2 separate regions of the Mus musculus genome follow, and region 1 is linked to region 2. A link is a loop called in an ENCODE intact Hi-C map of the cell type or tissue named here. Cell type or tissue: left cerebral cortex. All regions are shown on one strand. Region 1 holds the start of Dnmt1 (DNA methyltransferase (cytosine-5) 1). Region 2 holds the start of Icam4 (intercellular adhesion molecule 4, Landsteiner-Wiener blood group).

The links. Peaks named below come from ENCODE experiments on the same cell type or tissue, not always from the same donor. Only the 100,000 strongest peaks of a DNase experiment are listed, where the experiment ranks them.
Region 1: it touches region 2 in a loop (4-fold over the local background); 1 of 42 quality-filtered maps calls a loop at or near these places.

What each region holds. Positions count from the first base shown.
Region 1 is chr9:20,950,683-20,954,682 of GRCm38, forward strand. It overlaps Dnmt1 (DNA methyltransferase (cytosine-5) 1), which reads right to left and starts at 2,297. Exons shown (of 39, transcript NM_001199431.1): 1 at 2,026-2,297. The coding sequence starts at 2,105. In left cerebral cortex, CTCF peaks have their summits at 2,472 and 3,910 (motif pointing left); DNase peaks (open chromatin) are centred at 919, 1,944 and 2,258; H3K4me3 peaks cover 2,139 bases; H3K27ac peaks cover 1,481 bases.
Region 2 is chr9:21,027,725-21,031,724 of GRCm38, forward strand. Icam1 (intercellular adhesion molecule 1) reads left to right here. Exons shown (of 7, transcript NM_010493.3): 7 at 47-1,090. The coding sequence ends at 222. Icam4 (intercellular adhesion molecule 4, Landsteiner-Wiener blood group) reads left to right here and starts at 1,708. Exons shown (of 3, transcript NM_023892.3): 1 at 1,708-2,099; 2 at 2,213-2,518; 3 at 2,658-2,872. The coding sequence starts at 1,730. The coding sequence ends at 2,770. In left cerebral cortex, CTCF peaks have their summits at 1,938 (motif pointing left), 3,207 (motif pointing right) and 3,420; DNase peaks (open chromatin) are centred at 1,932, 2,374, 3,209 and 3,808; H3K4me3 peaks cover 1,483 bases; H3K27ac peaks cover 686 bases.

The DNA of each region.
Region 1 (4,000 bases), 77 kb before region 2:
AAGGGGTCCTGACTGCCACACAAGCTGTAGCATAGACCCACATACACACTTAAAGACTTACAATCCAAATGTTGAAGATACTATATTTTATATATCCAGAGGAACTATGCACACTTCTATTTAAACAAACTGCCATTTAAATACAGAATAGCAGCATGGACGGAAGCTACCTCGAGGCCTACTCAGCTCCTGGACTATCCTCCCAAATGCAGGTACCTCTCAAATCTCATACTGTAGATATTTTGCTAGTAAGTTTTTCTAAATCAAGAAAAGCTAAGCTAGGCACAGTGTCACATTCCTGTAATCCCAGCACTTGGGTAGATACAAAAGACCAAGGCTAGCCTGGGTTAGACGGCCAGCCGGAGGCTAGCTTGGCCTACAGGAATCCCTTCCTGGAAATGAAAACAAAGCATACACAGGTAAACCAACCAACCCGAGAACAGGAAAGACAAAAGACAGAAAGGCAGGTTACAGACTGTCTAACTTTAAAAAACCAAATACTTTAATTATGTATGTATTTTTTGGTAGTAAAAAGAAATCTGTTGAGGTGTCTCACAAAGGCTTCAGATTTTTATGCCTATACAATCAAAAAACAAGCATTCAAAAAACGAACCCAAACCATCATGATGGCACATGTCAGTAATCCCAGCACTGAGAAGACACAGGCAGAGAGAGAGAGAGAGAATCCCAGGCCAGTCTCCAATACAAGTGAAAGGGCTGAAGGTGTAGCTCAGTACAGAGCTTCAGGTCCAACCCTGGGGGCGAGCTGGGGGCAGGGGTGTTTGACAAGGGGAATTCAGCCGCTTCTCCCACTTTATCCCCCAAAGCTCAAATGGGAATCGGCCTGGCATCACCCCAGTAAACTAACCCCCGGGATAGCAAAAGCAGACTCAGAATCGGGTTGGGATGTGTCCAGCACTAGCAGGGCACCTATGACTAATGCTCAATGACGCGCGGGACAAGCTTTCAGGAATGAACGGATTGACGATGCCCTTCTGGAACAGGAAGCGGGATCCAGTGTTCCCGCCAATCCTTGCACACAGCCGTCCTCATGGAGGCGTGGAAGGTACTAGTGGAGGGCCCATTACCCAGGTCTTCCTTGATTGCTTGGGGAGGGGGGGGGGAGAGGGGGGATTCATATGCACTGAAATGGGGGACTTTACCTGCCATCCCTCACTCCTCGAAATAAACACTGGACAATGTAAAAAGCTTCCTCGATGGCGCCAGGACCGAAAGAACTGGTTTACAGGGGCTAAAATAATAGGGCGGGGGCCGAGACATCTCACTACCATTCATCTTTCCTTCCCCCTGATAAACACTTTGAATGGAGTTAAAGGTTTCCTCGATTGCTCTGGGATCTCGGGACAGAGTTATGTCACTGCCAAAGTGGAGGGCCCATTCTGCAGCACCAGCTCTTTCCAGGCAGAGTCTCTTTGATAGCTCCAGGATCGCAGGAGCTCCTTTACGTTAGGATGAAAACAAAACAAAATCCCACGAGGGCTTCAAGCTGCCCAGGCCCGGCCCGGCAGGATGAGAGAGAAAAGGTCCTAGGACTTGACAGCGGGGCTGGGAAGGAGGGCCCTTCTGAACCAGGGCCAGGGGAACCGGCGGAGGGACCCTCGGGTGGGCGCGGCGGGATCTGCAGGGCACCGGAAGTGGAGGCTGGAGCGGAGTGGGGGCTTCAGGGTGTCCACAGGCCGGGAGAGGGGCACTTCCTGCACACCCAGGAGCCTGGCTGACCAAAGAGGGGAACCCCTGAGGGTGTCCCCAAGCTTGTTCTATTTCAGAGGGCTGATCCCCTTGCTCCCTCAAGCTCCCAGTCAATGGGCTTGCCAGCACCCCGGCCCCCACCCATTTTGGCGCCAACAGCTAAGGGCACGCGCGACAGGAAGCACAGCCCGCGCCAAACGCTGCCCCGCGCATGCGCGCCCTGGCTGTCAGCGGCCGCAGGGCCACCCGGAGATACCCCCAATATATGCCTCGGCATCGGTCCCGCCCCTCACCCCCACCCTGCGTGGCACCTACCGCCTGCGGACATGGTCCGGGAGCGAGCCTGCCGGGGAGGCAAGCGCAGGCACTCGGGCTGGAGCTGTTCGCGCTGGCATCTTGCAGGTTGCAGACGACAGAACAGCTCTGAACGAGACCCCGGCTTTTTCGCGCGCGCGGAAACCAATTGGGAGGGGGCGGCGCAAGCGGAAGCAGCATGTACCACACAGGGCAAGAGAGTGGGGGAAGACCATGCTATGCCCGAAGGGAGTGCGCATGCGCGCAACGGAGGCACCCACACCTCCTGGCTATAGTGGGCTCGTCCGTGCTGCGACTGGCGCCACCCACCTCCCCCTTGCCTGAAGAGGTGGCTCGGCACTTGAGAGCAGGTAGTGCTGCTCTTGCAGAGGATGACTCTGGTTTGCTTGCCAGCACCCGCATCCAGCCGCTCCAAGCCCCTGTAATTCCACTTCCAGGGGGTCCTACAGCCTCTTCTGGCCTCTATGGGCATTGCACTCACATGCACAAACACAACTTTAAAAAAAAAAAAATCTTTTGAGTCTGGCAGAGGCTGTGGCATGCATGCATTTGATTCCAGCACTCAGAATGCAAAAGCCAGAGGATCTCTGTGTATTGAGCCTGGTCTAAAAACAAAATCTTCTTGAAAAAGGAAAAAGGTAGGCGGTGGTGGCGCATGCCTGCAGTCCCTTACACTAAGGAGGCAGAGGCAGGCAGATCTCAGTTTGAGGTCAGCCAAGTCTATACAGTGGAGTTCTAGGACAGCCAGAGCCACACAGAGAAAGCCAGTCTCAAAACAAAACAAACAAAAGTGGGCTTGTCTGCGCAGTGGCTAGCTTCCTCCCTGGAGAGCACCCACCCACATCCAGCCACTCGAAGCCCTGTAACTCCACTTCCAGGGGAAGGCCGCTGTGGACACTGCTCTTAAATGCACCAACAATTTTTTAACCCAAGATAGGCTTGACTTTACTATCTATACAATAGATAATATGGTTGATCTTAAAGTTCAGACCTCCTGCCTCTCTCTGGTCTTGAGTGATGGATTTATGGGTATGCCCCACTGTAACTACCATCTTCACTGGAAGATGAAATGTGTGGTTCTGTAGTGTCTAACTATATGTCCATGATCCATATTTCTGGAACTTACATCTTCAGAAGGAGAAACTATAGGCATAACTCTATCCCCCTCCCCTTCTGCTCATCTTTTGTTACCATTTTGGTAAGAAATACATGAACCCTTAAACAAAAGGCCTCCCGTCTAACCCCATCTTCACCCCCTTGTCCTCTAAAACGACCATGAGCACACCATCTGGACTCTTCCTCAGTGGCTTCATCTATCAGAGCTGAAATCACCTCCTTAAAAAGATAATTCAGAAGTGAACTGGACCAATATACCAATGAAGTAGTATAGTGGTAAGGCCAGGAACCACTTCTGCCATCTGGGTTTAATAAAAAAAAAAAAAGCAGATCGCAGAGAAATGATATTTTCTATTTACCTTCCACATGGTATGGAAGGATTTAGAATATACAGTTCAACAGCAGAATATTAACCTCACAGCAGAAGCCTTGGGAGTCATCCCTAGCACCAGATGAATAAAAGAATGACCGAGGACCAGAAAGACAGCTGAGAGAACTGAGCCAGAAGTAGTCTCCCTCTGACCATGTGTGTAAGTTGACATCACATACCCACGCACATGTACACAAATGTGAAATTGTTAAAGAACTTTTCCCAACAAACCTAACTTTAAAAATCCTGAGGCACTGGGGATGGAGAGATGGCTCAGTAGTTAAGAGCACTGACTGCTCTTCCAGAGGTCCTGAGTTCAATTCCCAGCAACCACATGGTGGCTCACAACCATCTGTAATGGGGATTTGATGCCCTCTTCTGGTGTCTCTGAAGACAGCAACAGTGTACTCATATACATAAAATAAAAAAAAAAAAAAAATCCTGAGGCAGGCATGATAAAAGACATCTATTCTAGCACTTAGCATCTAA
Region 2 (4,000 bases):
GCCAGGGCCTCAAGTCTCACCATTCCCTTCTGTCTCTACCACACAGACCACTCTCAAAATAACTGGACTATAATCATTCTGGTGCCAGTACTGCTGGTCATTGTGGGCCTCGTGATGGCAGCCTCTTATGTTTATAACCGCCAGAGAAAGATCAGGATATACAAGTTACAGAAGGCTCAGGAGGAGGCCATAAAACTCAAGGGACAAGCCCCACCTCCCTGAGCCTGCTGGATGAGACTCCTGCCTGGACCCCCTGCAGGGCAACAGCTGCTGCTGCTTTTGAACAGAATGGTAGACAGCATTTACCCTCAGCCACTTCCTCTGGCTGTCACAGAACAGGATGGTGGCCTGGGGGATGCACACTTGTAGCCTCAGAGCTAAGAGGACTCGGTGGATGGAGCAAGACTGTGAACACGTGTGACCCGGACCCACCTACAGCCCGGTGGACCTTCAGCCAAGAAACGCTGACTTCATTCTCTATTGCCCCTGCTGAGGGGCTCCTGCCTAAGGAAGACATGATATCCAGTAGACACAAGCAAGAAGACCACACTTCCCCCCGACACAGGAAAGCTGAGACATTGTCCCCAACTCTTCTTGATGTATTTATTAATTTAGAGTTTTACCAGCTATTTATTGAGTACCCTGTATATAGTAGATCAGTGAGGAGGTGAATGTATAAGTTATGGCCTGGACCCTGCTGCAGATGCTGTGAGAGTCTGGGGAAAGATCACATGGGTCGAGGGTTTCTCTACTGGTCAGGATGCTTTTCTCATAAGGGTCGACTTTTTTCACCAGTCACATAAACACTATGTGGACTGGCAGTGGTTCTCTGCTCCTCCACATCCTGGAGCGTCCCAGCACCTCCCCACCTACTTTTGTTCCCAATGTCAGCCACCATGCCTTAGCAGCTGAACAATCGAGCCTCATGCTCATGAAATCATGGTCCCAGGCGGCTCCACCTCAAAGAGAAAGCCTGGAAGGAAATGTTCCAACTCCTTAGAAGGGTCGTGCAAGCTGCTGTGGGAGGGTAAGCACCCCTCCCAGCACAGAAACCTTTCCTTTGAATCAATAAAGTTTTATGTCGGCCTGAGTGTCTTGTGAGTTTGTGTACAGTCATCACATCAGTTAGGCAAAGCCCTAAGGACTGCCGACTCCCATAATGCCTCAGGGTTGTCTGGTAACCTAACCCTAACTCTGAGTCTGTGGATCAGGTTGGTCCCCACCCCCACCCCCTTTCTTTTTTGAGACAGGTTCTCTTTGTGGCCATGGATGTCCTGAAATCTGCTATGTGGAATGGGCTGGCCTTGACTTCACAAAGATGGGCCAACCTGTCTCCTGAATGCTAGGACTAAATGACAAAGCCACTGCCATGTCTAGTAAAATCTACGTTAGATAGACAGGGTTTCCCAGTGTAGATCAGGATGGCCTTGAACTTACAGAGATCTGCCTCCCTGGGAGTGCTGGGATCAAAGGCATGTGCCATCACCAAGCGTTATTTTATTTTTTAATTTTTAAAGACTTCTTGGGGCTTACGTAAAAACTAAAGAGCAGGTCCAGAACTGTGCAATGGCTTTTGGTTGATTGTAGGGTCTGATGGGAGGGGAGGCAGGTATCTTCATCAGGGCCGGCCGAGGCCCATTCTGGGGCGTGGCCAGGGTGCCTTCTTATCTCCTGCGGCCAGCCTAAACTCCCTGGCGTTCCGCCCGCACTTCAGCGCGGGCTTTGTGCCATGGAGTCTGCCCTTCTGCTCCCGTCGCTTTTGCTGGTGGCTGCCTATCCGAGGGGTGGGAGCCCCCAGCAAGAGTGGATGCAAAGTCCTCCCGCGCCTTCCGTGACCTCAGCACCTTTCTGGGTGCGTCTTAATCCAGAGCTAGAGGCCGTGCCTCCCGGGGGCTCAGCGTGGCTTAACTGCAGCCACAACTGCCCCCTGCCGGTGCATTCCAGCCTGCGCACCCAACTGCGGCAGGGAAAGATAGTTAATGGATCCGGCTGGGTATCTTACCAGCTACTGGATGTGAGGGCCTGGAATTCCAAGGTGCGCTGCGTCGTCACTTGCGCAGGAGAAACCCGAGAGGCCACCGCCAGGATCACTGCTTACAGTGAGGGAGACCGGGGCTCAGGCCGGGCTGGGGTGAGGGGAGAGGGGTGGAGGAAGCGGATAGATGGTAATTGCTTTAAGGGGTGCCTGTGGGCCTTATCTCTCTTGCCTTAGAACGGCCCAGAAGCGTGATCTTGGAGCCTCCGGTCCTAGTGGGCCACAAGTACACTCTGCGATGCTATGTGACACACGTGTTCCCAGTGGGATTCTTGGTGGTGAGCCTGAGAAGAGGTGGCCGAGTGATTTATCATGAAAGCCTGGAGCGCTTCACCGGTTCAGATTTGGCTAATGTCACTTTGACCTACGTGATGCGGGCCGGACTCAACGACCTCTGGCAGCCACTCACCTGCCATGCGCGCCTCAATCTCGACGGGCTAGTGGTGCGCAGCAGCTCGGCACCTGTTATGTTGACAGTCCTCGGTGAGGCATCCTGTAATCCCAGGGAATGGGTGCGGGAGAGGGGATGTTGCCACTCCAAGGGGGCCTGCAGAACAGGCGTGGGCTCCACGCTTGGCGGTCCTCAGACCTCCTAGTTCCTGATTTTCACTCCTGCCCACAGCTTTAAGCCCAGCCTCTATAGCCTTGGCCTCTACCTCCATCGCAACCCTGGTGGGGATCCTCCTGGCTGTGGGGGCTGTCTACGTGCGCAAGTACCTGGCTGTGCAGACTTAGTTATAGATCTGTTTTCGATGCCTGACAAGAGGGAGGGGAAAAGAACTTCAGAGTAATTAATTCAGAGACTCTTATTGAAACAATAAAGTCTTCCTCCTCAGTCTCTGCCTTACGGTTCTTGGAGAAAGTGGTTTCTTTTTTAAGGTACCTTACTTTTTCCAAATTCCTTACGTAGGGGCTGAAGATTAGTAGATTAGAGGTAGTACTGGAGGAAACAACACCTTGAAATTTCTCCTTCAAGGCCAGCATGGGGTCCTAGAACCCGAGTTCCTCTGCGTAGAGTTTTGTTAGCTTTATTTGTGCGGGGCAGAAAGACTAAACTGACCTCCCCTCCAGGGCTGACTCTTGGTATGGCTTTTTCTGATTGGCTCCGCTGATACAGGCCGGAGCTCTGATTGGAGGCTAAGTTTCCCTTCTCCTCCCTCCTTTTCCACTACGGAGCCTGTGCGTTACTAGAGAAGGCCAGCGGGTGGAGCTAGACCTGATTCCCCAAGGTTATCATTAATTGGGGGGGGGGGGGGAGGTAGAAACACTCGAGTAGGCGGGGCCTTCTTCAAGTAGTAGAGGAAGCGGCTAACTAGATAGGAAATCTAGCATAGCAACAAGTTAAGAGATGATTGTTCAGGCCACGTGAGCTGTCACAGACTTGCTTCCTGGCGTTGTGCTTGTTGTCTCCGAGTCTGGTATGTATGTAGAGAGGGATGTCAAAGCTGGGGTCAAAGTGTCCCCAGTTGATCTTTTGGTCCAGCGTGAATTGCAGAATCTCGCACTAGTTACCCAGTAGAGGCGGCCACACTCCTGGCGAGGAGGGCGCAGAAGCTCTGCTGAGAGACTAGACACACAACAGCGTTGTAGACACATTCCCGCTGCACTCTGGGTAAATAAAGATCGGGTGCCGGAGTCGACTCTAATTTAGAAGCCTGCGAACGCTGCGCACACGCACACGTGTCCGAGTCTTGCTGGCACTTGATCCCCCTCTTCCTTCGCCGCGTGCGCGGAGGAGGTCTTAGGGGCGTGGCTCCCATACTTAGCCTGCTGGAGGTCAAAACGAAACCTCAGTTAAGGAAGGCATCCTCACATTCTCCTCTTAGAACCACATTTCCTGCATACTATTGACTCCCCAAGCTAATACAAGCAACCTCTCCATCCACCCTTGCTCAAACAGGCGCTGGTGGGAGGGACCGAGGATGGGCGTGGCTTGGAGACCCAGCGCGTTGTCTCAGACTCTAT